Regions from separate parts of the Homo sapiens genome. Here region 1 is linked to region 2. A link is a loop called in an ENCODE intact Hi-C map of the cell type or tissue named here. Cell type or tissue: heart left ventricle. All regions are shown on one strand. Each heading gives the region's core, and the rest is flanking DNA. Links, peaks and the distances in the headings are about the cores only. Region 1 overlaps SRPK2 (SRSF protein kinase 2). Region 2 holds the start of LINC01004 (long intergenic non-protein coding RNA 1004).

Region 1 (8,905 bases), core at 4,500-6,999, 270 kb after region 2:
AAAAAAACTACTTTAAAGTTCATATGGAACCAAAAAAGAGCCTGCATTGCCAAGAAAATCCTAAGCAAAAAGAACAAAGCTGGAGGCATCACACTACCTGACTTCAAACTATACTACAAGGCTACAGTAACCAAAACAGCATGGTACTGGTACCAAAACTGAGATATAGACCAATGGAACAGAACAGAGGCCTCAGAAATACCACCACACATCTACAACCATCTAATCTTTGACAAACCTGACAAAAACAAGCAATGGGGAAAGCATTCCCTATTTAATAAATGGTGCTGGGAAAACTGGCTAGCCATATGTAGAAAGCTGAAACTGGATCCCTTCCCTACACCATATACAAAAATTAACTCAAGATGGATGAAAGACTTAAATGTAGGACCTAACACCATAAAAACCCTAGAAGAAAACCTAGGCAATACCATTCAGGACACAGGCATGGGCAAAGACTTCACGACTAAAACACCAAAAGCAATGGCAACAAAAGTCAAAATAGACAAATGGGATCTAATTAAACTAAAGAGCTTCTGCACAGCAAAAGAAACTATCATCAGAGTGAAAAGGCAACCTACAGAATGGGAGAAAATTTTTACAATCTACCCATCTGACAAAGGGCTAATATCCAGAATCTACCAAGAACTTAAACCAATTTACAAGAAAAAAACAACCCCATCAAAAAGTGGGCAAAGGATATGAACAGACACTTCTCAAAAGAAGACATTTATGCAGCCAGAAGACACATGAAAAAATGCTCATCATCACTGGTCATCAGAGAAATGCAAATCAAAACCACAATGAGATACCATCTCACACCAGTTAGAATGGTGATCATTAAAAAGTCAGGTAACAACAGGTGCTGGAGAGGATGTGGAGAAATAGGAAGGCTTTTACACTGTTAGTGGGAGTGTAAATTAGTTCAACCATTGTGGAAGACAGTGTGGCAATTCCTCAAGGATCTAGAACTAGAAATACCATTTGACCCAGCAATCCCATTACTGGGTACATACCCAAAGGACTATAAATCATGCTGCTATAAAGACACATGCACACCTATGTTTATTGTGGCACTATTCACAATAGCAAAGACTTGGAACCAACCCAAATGTCCATCAATGATAGACTGGATTAAGAAAATGTGGCACATGTACATCATGGAATACTATGCAGCCATAAAAAAGGATGAGTTCATGTCCTTTGCAGAGACATGGATGAAACTGGAAACCATCATTCTAAGCAAACTATCACAAGGACAGAAAACCAAACACCACATGTTCTCACTCGTAGGTGGGAGTTTAATAATGAGAACACATGGACACAGGGCGGGGAACATCACACACTGGAGCCTATTGGGGGGTGGGGGACTGGGGGAGGGACAGCATTAGCAGAAATACCTAATGTAAATAACGAGTTGATGGGTGCAGGAAACCAATATGGCACATGTATACCTATGTAACAAACCTGCACATTGTGCATATGTACCCTAGAAATTAAAAAAAAAAAAAAAAAAAACAGTATGGAGTGCAAATGTGACCAAAAAACACCAAGGTGATACACAAAATACTAATATTTGGGATGTAAATGACTATGCTTTAATGTTGCCATTTTGGCACAGAGATGGAAAGTGTCCAAATTTAATTTCCATTGTATATTAAATGAAAAATAAATGTAACAATAAGCTGTGCGCTTTTATGGTGACAGAAAAATCTGGCCGGGTGTGGTGGCTCAAGCCTGTAATCCCGGCACTTTGGGAGGCCGAGGCGGGTGGATCACAAGGTCAGGAGATCGAGACCATCCTGGCTGACACTGTGAAACCCCGTCTCTACTAAAAATACAAAAAATTAGCCAGGCATTGTGGCGGGCGCCTGTAGTCCCAGCTACTCAGGAGGCTGAGGCAGGAGAATGGCGTGAACCTGGGAGGCGGAGCTTGCAGTGAGCCGAGATCGCGCCACTGCACTCCAGCCTGGGCGACAGAGCAAGACTCGAGACTCCATCTCAAAAAAAAAAAGAAAGAAAAAAGAAAAATCTAAGACCTGTAACCTTGACAGTTTGTAACAAAATTATCTTATGATTATTTATTAATCTATGCCAATACCACAGAAAGAGATAACTCCCCATACCAAGAAAGTCTTCCTATAAAGCTCATAATTTGTAAAATGCAAATGAACATTATTTGTTTTGTTGACATTTTGTGATGAAAGCACTTCTATATATAAGATCATAAGGTGGGGTTAACAGTGAGTAAGCCAGTAAGTAGACCAAATGTCACTGATACGCCCCACTGTCAAACAGCAGCTGTGACAAATGCTACAAAGGAGAAGTACATGGTACTGTAATTTGATACAGGCAGAGCTTCCTTGAGACAGGAAGGATGGGAACAGCAAAACAGCCAGGACATGACCAAAGGAAGAGATACATGAGACAAGGCTGGAGAGGGAGATGAGGACAGAGAAAAGAGGTACTCACTGACCCAGGTATGGAGTTTACCTAACTCCCAAGCACAAGGGGAAGACAGCTGAAAGGTTTTAAACGTGGAATGACCTACCTGATCAGATTTGTGTTCTGAAAGGTTTGCTCTGGCTGTAATGTAAGCAACCCTCCAGAGAAGCATCAGTAAACAGACAGAATCAAAATTGATTACAAAATAATGTAGAAACTACTACATCTAGACCAAATAAATAATGGCCAACAGAAAACCTGATCAGAACATTGTCCAGTCTTTCATTGGAAACTAACACTACACTTTTATTTAGGTATATGATACATAAATTTTAGAGACTAGGAACAGCTTAAAACTTAACACTTCAGAAGCTATCAAAATGTCATGATTTCTTGGACAGACCTAAGGTGGCCTACCTACCTCAAGGGCTTTAAGTAAAGAGGACTGGAGCTCGAGGAAGTGGCTCCAAGGCGGACGGCTAAGCATCAAAAACTGCGGCTCTGATTTACATTCCCCAGCTCCCAAACCAAGCATCTTCTTTATATATTTTACATGATAACTTCCTATTAAGGTTTGACGAAAGAAGGTTTTGCTACTGAAACCAAGTCTGAAAACTAATGTTAATACCCACGGCCTCTAGTACCCAGTTACAAGACTATAATCAGTGGGAAAGCAGTGCCTCCAACAACAACACCCTAGGGTCACTTACTGGTCTATGCTTCTAATTCTGTTCCCCCTCAGGAACGCTCATGTTCAGAAATAGTCCAGTTTCTACTTCTAATCCTCCTCAAAATGGTGCAAACTCTGGGTAACACTGGTAGAGCCACCAGAATGCTAACAAGGAAAAAGGAAGGGAGAAATGGAGGGAAAGGTAAGAGAAGGAAAAAAATATATACAATACCAAATTGAAAAGAACCTGGAGCATACACAGTTGGTGGAAGTATAGAGTGGTACATTCACTTTGGAAAACTGACAATACCCACTAAAACTCAGCAACTGCACTCCTAGGAATATATTAAACAAATGCATGCAAGCTTCATTAACCAAAAGACATGTATGGAAATGCTCACGGCAGACTGGGCAAGGTGGCTCACACCTGTAATCCTAGCACTTTGGGAGGCTGAGGTGGGTGGACTGAGGTCAGGAGTTTGAGACCAGCCTGGCCAACAAGGCAAAACCCCGTGTCTACTAAAAATACAAAAATTAGCCGGGCGTGGTGGCGCGGGCCTGTAATCCCAGCTACTCTGGAGGCTGAGGCAGGAAAATTGCTTGAACCTGGGAGGCAGAGGTTGCAGTGAGCTGAGATCGCTCCACTTTACTCCAGCCTGGGCAAAAGAGCAAAACTCCATTTCAAAAAAAAAAAAGAAAAAGAAATGCTCATAGCAGCACTATTCCTAATAACCACAAACTGTAAGCCTCCCAAATGCTCATTAATAGAATGAATAAACTGAGGTATATTCATGAATACTGTACAGATATGAGACTGAATTAATTACAACTACACACAACAATATGGATGAACCTCACATAGGTAACCTCACATAGGTAACAGACCAAAAGCTTATCCAGAGGGTTTCTATTTATATAATGTTCAAAACAGATACAACTGAACTGTCATATGCAAAAAATTGAATCTCAATCTTTACCTTAATACTAAAACCCCAAATGAATCACAGACTTAAATGTTAAGATCCTAAAACTCCTAAAAGTCAATCTAGCAGAAAATATTAGTGACCCTAGGCTTGGCAAAGATTTCTTAGGCACAACACACACACACACAAAACAAACAAACAAAAACACTGAAAAAAAATTTCAATAAACTGTATTTCATAAAGATCTATGATCTGGGTACTATTCCATATACGTATCTTCAATGAAAATACTAACAAAAATTAAATAAAGAATTGAGTGATGAGAAGACAACACAATCAACCACTATGTCATCTCATTAAGGAACAAGTACACCTCTACAAGGAGAGAAAGAAAGCCAACAGTGGCAGAGCAGGAGTTGGAAAAGGGAAAAATAGTTATCAACAAATGTTTTTCCTAGTCTTTGCATTGCAACGGGGGGAGAAAGGGAAAACAACGAAGAAAGACCCTTTGGTTCTCCTCCTATAACTGCTCTTAGTCCACCACACATCATAAAAGAAAATATATCAACTTAAGAGCAAATCAAAGACATCTTGGTCCAGGATCCTTTTCCACTGAATGCCCTTTACTTCTTTCTCTCTTCATCTGGTACCTTCCTCACTTTTGAATTTTTTCCCTTCCTTTCTCCTTATTTTTCCAGGTATAGCTTTTTGCTCTCCGCATCCACACATCGCTATGTATCACTTTCACCTTTGCATACGAGGCACCAAAATAAGAAGAGAACAATTAAAATACACACACAAAAACAGCCTGGGTTCCTTATGGATTTGAAATACCCTTATATTGGAGAAGGGACAACACACAATCTCTATCAATTCTCACCAATCCTTTTTATTCGGCATTGGTAGAATATAGGCCACAGCATAAATATTACTATGACACTTTTTCCCTCTCCGCTTCTCTCCTCTCCTGAACAAGACAGCTACAGTTTGTGAATTCAGTATTGGCTAGCTAACTGAAATGTTAAGGATCTAGGCTAGGAGTTCTTATCTATTGAGCTACAAGTATAAAGACTCCCTTTTAAACACTAAAATACATCAAAAACCCACAAACATGCAAAAAGAAATTATCCTTTCCGTATCTGTTCCCTGAGAAAATGCAAACCTATATAGCACTGTTGTGAGTTGTTAATTTTTAGTTCATTGTGAACTTTATCAATTAAAACAACATCCACTCACACTGAACAGCAGATGTGGGCAATGCTATGTGTGAATGCAGTCTCAGCTTCTCAGATCTCCTCATCTCACAAACTCCTCAGCCCTCCTTGGGTTTACCTAGGCAGACTGGGAATCAGCTCTGACCACTCTGGGCTCAACTTTCTTTACTGATTAAGAATTGTACAATTTTGTTACCTGAGTTCCCTGAAGAAATAGCAATAAAGTTTGACAAAAATGATAGTACGGTAAAGTACCTTCTGTTCACACAGGATTCTTCTGGGATGATTTATTAAACAGTTCTCCCAATAACCATTCCTTCTACACACAACACACACACCCCTTCCCTCTCTTTCTCTTCACCTAAAAAGCACTCAGAACTGGTATCTAGACTGTTTAATAAATGATTAGAGTCAGCCCTCCACATCCACAGATTTGACCCACTACAGATCAAAAATATTTGGGATATAAAACAATAAAAAATAAAATACAACAATAATACAAATTTTTAAACTATAATATAACAACTATTTACAGAGTGTTTTCATTGTATTAGGTATTGTAAGTAATCTAGAGATGTTTTAAAACATATGGGACGAAGTACACAGGTTATGTGCAAATACTATACCATTTTACATGAAGGACTTGAGCATCTGTGGATTTTGATATCTATGGGGGGTCATGGAACCAATCAATCCCCCTTGGACACCAAGGGACAACTGTACTACACCTTTTTAGCTATTATGGTTATTACTACTACTACTCTCCCCCACGCACATTACCCCATAAATCCCAGAAGTGCTCTAGCTAAGAAAGGGCAAAATGAAGAAACGAGAACTTGAAAACCTAGTTTTTTTAATCAGATATTCACATTTATTACTGTAAACAGGAGTAAACAAGGGAGTAAAAATGTGTCTAGCACCGACTCTACTATATTCAAGATGAATTCATTCATTCAACAGGCACTCAAAAAAAAGGAAAATACCTGCAGTAGGATTTACCCCTAAAATCTCCAGAGGGTACTGTCTTGCAGCAAATATCTTCCTCGTAACTATTATATACATCATTTTTCATTCATCATTAGGCATTTTTTTTAAAAAATTCATTCAATAGCATTCTCTGCTCTTAATTTTTTAAATGGTTATGCTGAGTTTTTTTCTCTCTCTTCAAAACACAAAACCAAAAAATAAACTAACGTTTTGTAACCCTGATAGTTTTGATCTTAGGAGTCAGCCATTCAGAACAGAAGTACTCCATAACTCCCCTACAAAATGGCACTCTTCAGACTTCCACTGTTCCTTTAAAGGTAAAAACATAATTTTAGATTTCAAGGTGTTATTGAGATCTATTAGGATAACGTATTTCCCAATTTAGCCCCCCAAACAACCTTCAAATTCCATTATAATTTTACTTCAAATCGTATGTATATTTTTCAGTGAAGGACTCTTAAGATTCTACAAAAATAAATTAGGTTGTTTTGCTTTTCCCATTTTATAAAATTGAACAAAAACAATTCAACCAATACTAAGCTCTTGCAAGACTAGCAATTCTTTTAAAAGGATAAAAATGAGATGAAAAATTACTAGAAATAATCACATCAGGGTTTTTGTATTTATATTTTGTATTTAGAGGTACTTTTCTCTACCCAGTTTTCTGAATTATCAAAAGATAATTCTATATACTGCAGGAACAAAATCAGTTGTGGTGAATGATAACTTTTGGTTTGCTTACAATCAAGCAGTTTCTCCCCTGCTAAAGAAAGAAGTCAGATTTCTTCAACCTTTCTACCAGTAGACAGATGGGAACACTGACTATATGCAAATTCCAAATATCTCTAAGATTTAGAGCACCATGCCTCAAACCATTAACTTATTTTTTTTTTAAGTGAAAGCAAAAACTCTTAAAATGTAGCTGGACTGGTGAACAAGGAATTTAAGAATGTAATGATAATGCTACATGATATTGTAAGGTGTTAAATTCCTGGACAGGATATAGTGTTACAAGCCATAAATTCTTTTTAAACTTCAGATTCTTATTTTTCAAGTTCCTCCAAACAAATTAAAAAGACAAATGATTTGACTGTTCATTACCATATGACTTTTAATAAAAAGTAGGGGCAAGGGAGAGTACCTTCTTGTTGTAATATATCTACATTAACGAAACAACTTCTATGTTTGCAAAGTGTTGTCTGATTTATAAGCTACATTTATCAACCATTAAGTCAGGACAGCATAATGGCCATGAAATAATAATACATAAATTAAGTAATCTCTGGTAAAACTGTGCATGAAGTTATCAGAAGCAATAGTGGCTGATTTCTAAACTTTAAAATCATGACCACATGCGTCCTCCCTTTCCTTCAAATAACCACCAGAGTGTAGGTAAGTAAATAAATAAAATCACTAAAATATCTTAGAATATCTTTCCTTACAGAATGTATTTTAACCAGAAAACCTCATCCACTCCTAATTTGTTTCTCAATAATATTCATCCACTCTGTCCAACCCTCAATTTATCAGTAAAGAATTCATGATATTCCAAAAAGCTAATGTAATTATTACTGTCATCTCATTAAGTGTGCTCTTCCTAGTACCAAACTCTAACATTACAGCTGATACCCAGCTCGTTCACTATGCACACCACCCTCTTCTACCCTTCCCATCACCACCATTTTACTGGCAGAATATTCACAAGGCTGAAGACTGTTTCTCATCTCAGCAAACAGAATGCTTAAGATCAGATGGCTAGCCACAAACCAAAAGTTAGAAGCCACACAAAAATAAACACTAGCAGTCCTAAAATTTTCTACTTTCAGTCTCTAACAAAAGCAGTAACATCATTTTTATTTGTGATGCCCTAAGTTAGAGCCATAAGCTTTTTCCCCTGATTATACTAATAAATCAATTTAAAATGATAATTTTACATCAGATTATGTCCTTCATATACTAGCATACTTTAAATAAATCCATTTTACCATGGTAGGTTCTTCAACTCATTTTTTTTGTATTTTTTCTGTATCATTCCTTAACTACCACATTATTTCTCCATTATTTTTCTAAATATTACATCTATGAACAAAAAAGATAACCCTGCAAACCCTAGAAAAGATAAATCAACATATACCTTAAGTATAAAATATCAATATTAAGTATAACCTATTAGGTAACCAAGAGAAAGGTAAGCATCAACTGTATGCCCAGGAATCTCAATTTAAGACATCATGTAGTATACACTATTTTGGTAAACAGAACTGTATACAATATTTGCATATCAAAATAGGCAACTATAGCCTTATTTCTGACTTCAGATAAAAATATCTTAATTCTTTTTATAAGGCAAAACAGTCATTTTAATGAAATATCTCTTTTCAGATATAATCATATGATTGACAGATAAAATAATTGCTTTAAAAATACTTCTGAGTCATTTTGTCCTTACCTGCAGGCATGAACCATTACTGCATGCAGTGACTGTTCCATTTCCTAGCACAGACTTGAAGAAGCATCATATCTCTCTTACAGAATGTGACTAATCTGTGGGTTTGCAATTCCTAAGCTATTTACAAATGGCACTCCCTTACCATATAAGAATAAATATTTATTACAACCCAAAATCAAGTATTTTTAACCTACATTTTACAAATAACCTTCGTAAT
Region 2 (8,905 bases), core at 3,741-6,240:
AGGAGTTAAAATATAGTCATCTTTAAAAAAATCTCTCCCCTTTTCACTTCACAGTTCTTTATTTTATCCATATACTCTTAAGTGCAACTGCATTTTCTTTTGCCTTAACAGTTAAAGAATCCCACAGGGAATGATCATAGGCTACTCTGGTTTTCAATTTGGGGAAACCCTATACTTTAACTTGAATAAAATAACAAAGTCCTCCAAACTAATATGTGATTTCTGCCCAGAGCTCTGAAAGTCAAAGTAAAGAAATTCAATAAAGTGAGGGTAACAGGGAGTAAAGATGACTTTCAAGGTAGCCAAATGCCTCACCATCTAAATAATGACGCCCATCAATGAACAAACAAGATTCCCACTGTCCCATCTCCTATCCAGTGAAACACAGCCAACTTGATAATTTGTGCAGGGAAAGACTCTGTTTAGCTTATACCTTGAACCTAAGGGAAATTAAATTGCACATTTTCTGTTCCTGGCTAATCTTCTGAATAATGTACTGAACACAGTAGGAGTTAAGAATTAAAAATACCTGTCTGCAGTTTCAGAAACAATCACACACAAAATATTTGTTTATTTCCAGACTGATGAAAGACTGAATTTTTGGTCTCATGTATTTACTGTATTGTTTCATATATTTATCTATATGCTTTGGCTGTATTAACTTGTTGAAATAGTTTGTGGTTCTTTATATTTAGCTTTTATAAATAATTGAAAATCTAATGAATGCTTACTTAATAACCAATCTAAACTGGGGACTTCAAACATAGGGAGTCAAGTAATCTGGTTGTGTAATAAATAAGCAAGTTGTTATCTTTCAGGCTGAGGGCATATCAACCAAGCTAAAAGACGTGTGTGTATTAAAAAAAAAAAAAAGTCTACCAAACCACCATATGATATCCAAGGTTAACTATATAGGAGGTCTAATAACATTCAGAAGGTGCTAGATGAATATACCAAAAACATGCGGAATTAAATGATGAAAATTATTTACTGGCATTAGGACGGAATTTTTAATGTCAAATTTTAAAAATGGCCCATTAAAGTCCCAGCTCATGACATCTAAGTATCTGAAGACCCACTACTATTCCTTTTTCTTTTTCTGAGACTGTTACTCTGTCACCCAGGGTGGAGTGCAGTGGCATAATCTCGGCCCACTGCAACCTCTGCCCCTCGGGTTAAAGCAATTTTCATGCCTCAGCCTCCTGAGTAGCTACGATTACAGGTGTGTGCCACCACACCCAGCTAATTCTTACATTTTTAGCAGAGACAGGGTTTCACCATGTTGGCCACGCTGGTCTCATGACCTCACGTGCTCCACCTGTGTCAGCCTCCCAAGGTGCTGGGATTACAGGCCTGAGCCACCACAGCGAGCCAGATCTGCTATTCTTTTAAGTTACTAGTATTAAGTGATGCTTCTACTCTTGAGTTGCACCTCAGGATCTCAAGTTATTGGTTTGACCTTTAGGGAAAACAGTAACCGTAATAAAAAGATCACAATGTCTAAACATCTTGCAGTAATTCATTGTAAAAGTAGTAGGGTGAACTCTTACTATGCTTAAAATAACAGTTGATAGCCCCCCTCCACCTTTTTAAAAGATGCTTATGGCTGGGTGTGGTGGCTCACACCTGTAATCCCAGCACTCTTGAGAGGCCGAGGTGGGCGGATCACCTGAGGTCAGGAGTTCGAGACCAGCTTAGCCAACATACTGAAACCCCATCTATACTAAAAATACAAAAATTAGCTGGGTGTGGTGACACAAACCTGTAATCCCAGCTACTGGGGAGGCTGAGGCAGGAGAAATGCTTGAACTCGGGAGGCAAAGACTGCAGTGAGCCGAGATCTTGCCAGTGCATTCCAGCCTGGGTGATAGAGCAAGACTTTTTCTCAAAAAAAAAAAAAAAAGATGCTTATATTAAGTGGGGTGGGGGAAGGAGGGATGTATAGAAGTTGGTTAAATGGTACAACAGTAAAGTTAGAAGGAGTAAGTTCTACTATTTTACAGTACAGTAGGAAAATTATAGTTAATAATTTATATTGTATATTTCAAAATAGCCAGATTTGTAATGTTCCCAACACAAAGATGTTTGAGGTGATAGCTATTCCAACTACCCTGATTTGATCATTACACATGGTATACAATTATGAAAATATCACATGTGCCCCTAAAACATGCACAAATATTATCTATATCAATAAAAAGAAAGAAGTAAAGTGTTACATTAAGTGGGGAGTTTAGAAATAAAGCCTTCTCAGGCTGGGCACGGTGGTTCACGCCTGTAATCCCAGCACTTTGGGAGGCCAAGCGGGCAGATCACAAGGTCAGCAGATCAAGACCATTCTGGCTAATACGGTGAAACCCCGTCTCTACTAAAAAAGAAATAAAGCCTTCTCTCTCTCAACAAATCTAAACACTCCTAAGAAGAGATACTTTCTGGGCTAACAAGACTTTACCTGTTTGACAAGAAAAGTTTAGGCCATCAGAATATTCTAATTTTCTTAAAAAGAAAAATCCTCTTTCAGCGGTAGGTAGGTAAGATAAACTCCTAGAGTTCTGTAATTTGGTCACTTTTTTTTTTGGTTTAGGATTTAATGTTTGAAAAACACTTCTGCTAGAGAGGTTCTGCTTTTGACTTCTTAAAAGAACTAAAACCGGCCTTAAAGTTTATGCTGTAAACAGAAAAGCTAAAATGGGTATTAGACAGTATAACTGAGTTTACTCATAGCTAGGCTTCAAAGTGCCTGATTTCAAGGTGACTTGGAAATTTACTTTGTGTCTGCCCCTCATTTAAAAAATAAAGAAGCCAAGAAGCTGGTTTATTTCAATCTTTAGGCAACTCCTCTAGGCCAATGATTTTACAATCTAACATTCATTTATTATTCTAAGAATTATGTATATTATTAATAATATACACAAGGGTCAAATTTATTTGAATGTGGAATTTTAAATACAGGTGACCCTTGAACAACATGGGTTTAAAATGTACAAGTCCACTTATACACAAATTTTCTTCTGCCTCTGCCACCCCTGAGAAAGACCCCTCCTCTTCCTCAGCCTACTCAACGAGATTGAATACCTTTATGATCCACTCCTACTTAATGAACAGTAAATATATTTTTTTTTCCTCATCATTGCAACCTTTGCTTCCCAGGTTCAAGTAATTCTCCTGCCTCAGCCTCCCGAGTAGCTGAGATTACAGGCGCCAACCACTATGCCTGGCTAATTTTTATGTATTTTTAGTAGAGACGGGGTTTCACCATGTTAGCTAGGCTGGTCTTGAACTCAACAGGATCTCATCCTGTCACCCAGGCTAGAGTGCAGTGGTGCAATCATAGCTCACTGCAGCCTTAAACTCCTGGGCTCAAGCAATCCTCCTGCCTCAGCCTCCTGAGTAGCTAAGACTACAGGCATGCACAACCATGCCTGGTTTGTAGAGACAGGGTCTCACTTTGTTGCCCAGGGTGGTCTTGAACTCCTGAGCTCAAATGATCCTCCCACCTCGGCCTCCCAAAATACAGGGATTACTAGCCATGAGTCATCATACCCAGCCCATTTGATTTTATCTAGTTACTTTATTGTAATAAGACAGTATATAATACATATAACATACAGAATATATGTTAATTGACTATGTTATTGGTAAGGCTGACAGTCAACAGTAGGCTATTAGCAGTTAGGTTTGGTTTATGGGGAGTCAAAAGTTATATGTGAATTTGACTGCATGGGAAGTGGGTCAGAGCCCAACCCCTGAGTTGTTAAGAGTCAACTGTATATGCTTGGAGTTACCGCAAAAGGAAACTGATCCAGGACACTTTATTTTTAAAGCTGAGAATGAATCATGATACCAAAATTAGAGAAGTATTAGTGTTGAAGCTTTAAATAAGTTTTACTAAGAAAAATTAACACATGTTCCCAGAGCCAATCCTAAATATCACCCAGTAGGAACACTAAAGATTGAGGGTGAGTTCAGTGGAATTTAAATTTTCATAGCAACCTGCAGCAAACATCAACTTAATTTGTCCTGAAGTCTATGTTAAAATGCATGCCTGCATCCCAGAAATGAGGCCTTCTCGTCCCAGGTAATCAGAGTCACTTCAAAGATAACTTTTGAATTACGGAAGAAATGGTTCATGGCAATAGTACCTCCAAACTTCTCAGGTCGGATGTCTAATATTACAGTAACACTCCCCCAAAAAGAAATGAAAATATAATGTCTTTGCACTGTTGCTTTCCACAGACATTTTAGAGAAGCAATCCATTCCATATATCAGTGTTATCAATGTAGCATTTGCAAATTAAATACCTGGGAATGAGGGGTTTGTCAAAAATGCAGATTTTTATTAAATAGTGCAGCATATGGTTCTTCAAAAATTGCTACACTGTAAGAAAATTATGAATGATGACATCTAACATCTTGTTTCTGGGACCTGTGGGTAAGAAGCCTAAGAGTATTTTAATAAGTTTCAGAAATGATTATGGTGATCAAACCGGCTTGGGAACTACCAACTTGCAGCATTTTAATATGTCCATAGCAGGGAAACTTGTACTTTATGTAGTACCTACAACTACCACTTTGGAAATTTGTTGGTATCTATGTAACAGAATAAATCAACTTATTTATTTTTGCAAAACTTAGAAGTGACTTTTAACTTGGTGCCAAATCTTTCCAAAGAATACAAACTTGCTTGCGTTGTGGAAGGGATTAATTAGCACATTGATGGACTCAACTTTTTAAAAACAGGTATTAACATCATCATCTACTGTTAATTGTAAATCATTCAGAATCTCTGTGCAGACTGACATGTATTTTTACCAGTGCCATTTTGGGCTACAAATCTGTTTAGTTCCTATGACTGTTGCTGCATGTTGGTAAGTGTTGATGTCTCTGCATCCATACTTGGAGGACAGTATCTATTCTTTTGAAATAAGATGCCAGAAAATCTACCTGAACTTTCATCCTGTAAATAAGGCCACTGAACTGTTAAGAAAGTGAACTGTGGGAAAGTTCTCTTCTTTGAAGTTCCCTTGAAGTTAAAGTACCTTTACAGTTGCAATGGACACATGAGTACCAGGGTATGTGTCATGTGGGATTGCTAGTCTTTCAAGATAATTGTGCCTGATGAAACCTAAGAGGAATATATGCCCAACTGTTTTCTTGGTATTATTTTTTCTTTACTAAGGATGGCTACGTTCTTGGACATTAATCATCATTAACTACAGAAATGCATCTCTAACCTTTCTTCTCTTTACAATCTAGGTTTAGGAGATATTTTGCAGATTTATACTTACACCAAAGACAACAGACCCAATTAATTCAAAATTTACTTAAGCACTTACTATGTCCTAGGTACAAATGCAGGCACTACCCGTTTAACAATAAACTGAATCCTTTTATCTGAGGGAGACAATGCAAGTTAGATATTCTGCTCTTCAGGGGCTCATATTCTAGTGCTGGGGTCCCCAACACCCTCCCCTACCCCACCACACAACAGGAGGTGAGCTGTGGACAAGCATTACCCCCACCCCCAAAGCTCTGTCTCCTGCCAATCAGCTGTGGCATTAGACTCTCATAGGAATGTGAACCTTCACATGTGAGGGATCTATGAATCTAACTCCTTATGAATCTAACTCATGCCCGATGACCTGAGATAGGCACTTTGTCTCAAAAATAAAAAATAAAAGATGCTTATATTAAGTGGGGTGGGGGAAGGAGGGATGTATAGAAGTTGGTTAAGTGGTGCAAAAGTAAAGTTAGAAGGAATAAGTTCTACTATGTTACAGGAGTAGAATAAGGAGCGTGTGCCCCTAAATATGCATAAATATTATCTCTATCAATGAAAAGAAAGAAGTAGAGTGTTACATAAAGTGGGGAGTTTAGAATCTCATGAATCTAACTAATGCCCGATGACCTGAGATGGAACAGTTTTATCCCAAAACCACCACCACCCCCACATCCCATCCATGGGAAAAAACTGTCTTCCACAAAACTGGTCCCTGGTGCCAAAAACGTTGGGGACTGCTGTTCTAGTGGGTAAAGAGGCTATAAATAATTGTAATAAACTGCAGTTAAGCGCTATAATAGAGCTGGGGTACATGGAATTATAAAAAATAAGACTTATTGGAAAAAGATCAGAGAAGGCTACACAGAAAAACACTTGCATTCACAAAATAGACAGGGGTATTCTATGAAGAGATAATAGTACAGGTTGCGTATCACTTATCTGAAATGCTTGAGACCAAAAGTGCTCTGGATTTTGGAATATTTGCATATACATGAGATAGATATATTGGGGGTGGGATGCAAGTCTAAACATAAGCTCATTTATGTTTCATAAATGCTTCACCTTATGCACACTGCCTGAAGTAATTTTATACAATATTTTTAATATCTGTGCATGACACTAAGTTTTGACTGTGACCTATCACATAAGGTCAAGTGTGGAATTTTCCACCTGTGGCATCATGTTGGTAGTTTCGAATTTTGGAACATTGCAGATTTTGGATTTTCAGATTAGGGATGCTCAAACTGTATTAATATGGCTGGAAGCAAAAGCAGCAGCAACTGGGTACTTCTGATTGGAAAAAAAGGCAAGAGGCAGATCATGGGATTCATTAAAAGCTTTCAAGCAATATCAGATACACATTTAAGTAAAATCACTTTGAAGTGTTAACAGATGGATTAGAAAAATTAAAAGCCAGGGTAAGCTAGGAGGTTACTACACAGTTCTATACACAAACTCATGTATTTAGCAAATATTCAGAGTGAGTGACTGAATACACTTTTCCAGACCTGAATTAAAGTAGTGGCAGTGGGAGTGAAGACAACGAGGGGAGATAGGCCAAGAACTATAGTTAGAACAGACATTAGGGACATAAGGAACATGGGTATTAAAGAAAGGAAGATGATTCCTAGGCTTCTGATAATCTGAGACCATACTGTTTTCAGTTTGTATCCCATTTTTTTTTTTTTTTGGACAGAGTATTGCTCTGTTGCCCAGGCTAGAGTGCAGTGGCATGATCTCAGCTCACTCCACCTCCTGGGTTCGAGCAATCTCCTGCCTCAGCCTCCCGAGTGGCTGGGATTACAGGCGCCCACCACCGCGCTCGGCTAATTTCTGTATTTTTAGTAGAGACGGGGTTTCACCATCTTGGCCAGGCTGGTCTCGAACTCCTGACCTCATGATCCACCCACCTCGGCCTCCCAAAGTGCTGGGATTACAGGCATGAGCCACCAGGCCCGGCCAGTTTGTATCCCATTTTTAAGTTAATATCCAAGCATCAGCCCATTCCCATTTTTTTGGTAACATACGCCTGCTATAGAAAATCCATCTGTAAGCCTATAACCCAAAAAGAAACCATTATTTCCTTTACCTATTTCTATGGAAACATACACAATATACAAAAGTCCTATAAATTGTGACCTATATTTATATTTTCACCATTTTTTTGTAATATGTGATGCTTTGAAATAACTCTTTGGAAACAATTTTAATTGCTATTTATGGACATATCCTAATTTAAATTTGTCAGAAATTCACAAGTCTTTTATACATTTTTGTATCCTTCTAAGACTAACTTGTCACAATTTAAAAGAATGCTGATGACTATTATTATAAATCTATTTTTTTAACAGCTGAGAAAAGTAGTTTCATTTTAAAAACTGATTAAAGAATTGTCTTTGAGTTATGCTTTCCATGTTGGTAAAATCAGACAGCCGAGATACATGAATTATTCCAAAACAATATTCCAAAATGAATGTTGGATAACTTTTCATTATTCTATAGCAAAGTGAGAATAAGAACAATGTAGCCAGGTTTTAAAAAGACACTTTTTAAATCATAAGACAATGTCCTTATTTGGTATTAAAAGATCCATTTTAGGCTGTGCTTCGTGGCTCACACCTGTAATCCCAGCACTTTGGGAGGCTGAGGCAGGTGGGTCACCTGAGGTCAGGAGTTCGAGACCAGCCTGGCCAACATGGTGAAACCCTGTCTCTGCTAAAAGTAAAAAATTAGCCGGGCATGGTGGTGGGCGCCTATAATCCCAGCTACTTGGGAGGCTGAGGCAAGAACTGCTTGAACTTGGAGGCAGAGGTTGCAGTGAGCCAAGATCGCAACATTGCACTCCAGTCTGGGTAACAGAGTGAGACTCTGTCTCAAAAAAAAAAAAAAAAAAAACTATTTTAAAACTCAGTATCTAATTGAATGCTAATACTGAGTGAACTTAAAACTGACAACTATACTGGTTTCCATTCAATTCATTCAACAAATCCTAAAGTCTAGGAATTTGACTGGCTCTAAAACCCTTGGCAACTCTCTTTAGTTTGCTTCTCATATACACTGGATCTCCATAAAAACTCTACCAAAAATCCCACAAGAGTTTCATAATTATTTTGCTTTGTTGACTCATATCTTAGAGCTACATGGACATACATTATTTGGTCTATCCTAAAACTTTGAGAAAGTTATCCTATTTGAATTTCAGGAATACAGAATGTGAGCCTTTCCTTTCAACCATTTATTCTATATTATAAAGGATTCGGTGAGACACAAGACCTAGATTATGAAGCAAAGGGTTCTTTGATTCAAAAGGAACAAATCCAACCTGCTTGATGTGAAGCTATCTAATCACTGGCTGCTATTACATAAGGGAGTTACTTAGGCACCTTGACAAAGATTATTATGATTAATAATTACCCTGTTCTTATAAGAACACTTCTCCCAACCAGTTCAAAGCCTTCTGGTATACAATGCCTCCCTCGATACATACTAACAATATGAATGAATCCCTCCACCAAAATTAATTCCGCTAATGAAAGAGAGGCTAGGTTGCAAAGGACATGTATAACCAAACTACTTTCAAATTCATACCTTTAAGTCCAAACGACCTGTGATGTCAAAACTCCT

Evidence for each region. A loop is a pair of places that touch in the nucleus more often than their neighbours do. Peaks named below come from ENCODE experiments on the same cell type or tissue, not always from the same donor. Only the 100,000 strongest peaks of a DNase experiment are listed, where the experiment ranks them.
Region 1: a loop joins it to region 2, with 3 times the contacts of the local background. A loop is called at or near these places in 5 of 110 quality-filtered maps.

Annotation. Positions count from the first base shown.
Region 1 is chr7:105,259,525-105,268,429 of GRCh38, forward strand. The region is part of intron 2 of SRPK2 (SRSF protein kinase 2); the gene reads right to left. Among named protein-coding and RNA genes, the nearest start is that of SRPK2, 120 kb to the right of the region's middle. In heart left ventricle, for the core only: no CTCF peak of the experiment used is centred there; no DNase peak of the experiment used is centred there.
Region 2 is chr7:104,989,885-104,998,789 of GRCh38, forward strand. LINC01004 (long intergenic non-protein coding RNA 1004) reads right to left here and starts at 1,281. Exons shown (of 1, transcript NR_039981.2): 1 at 1-1,281. In heart left ventricle, for the core only: no CTCF peak of the experiment used is centred there; no DNase peak of the experiment used is centred there; H3K4me3 peaks cover 337 bases; H3K27ac peaks cover 442 bases.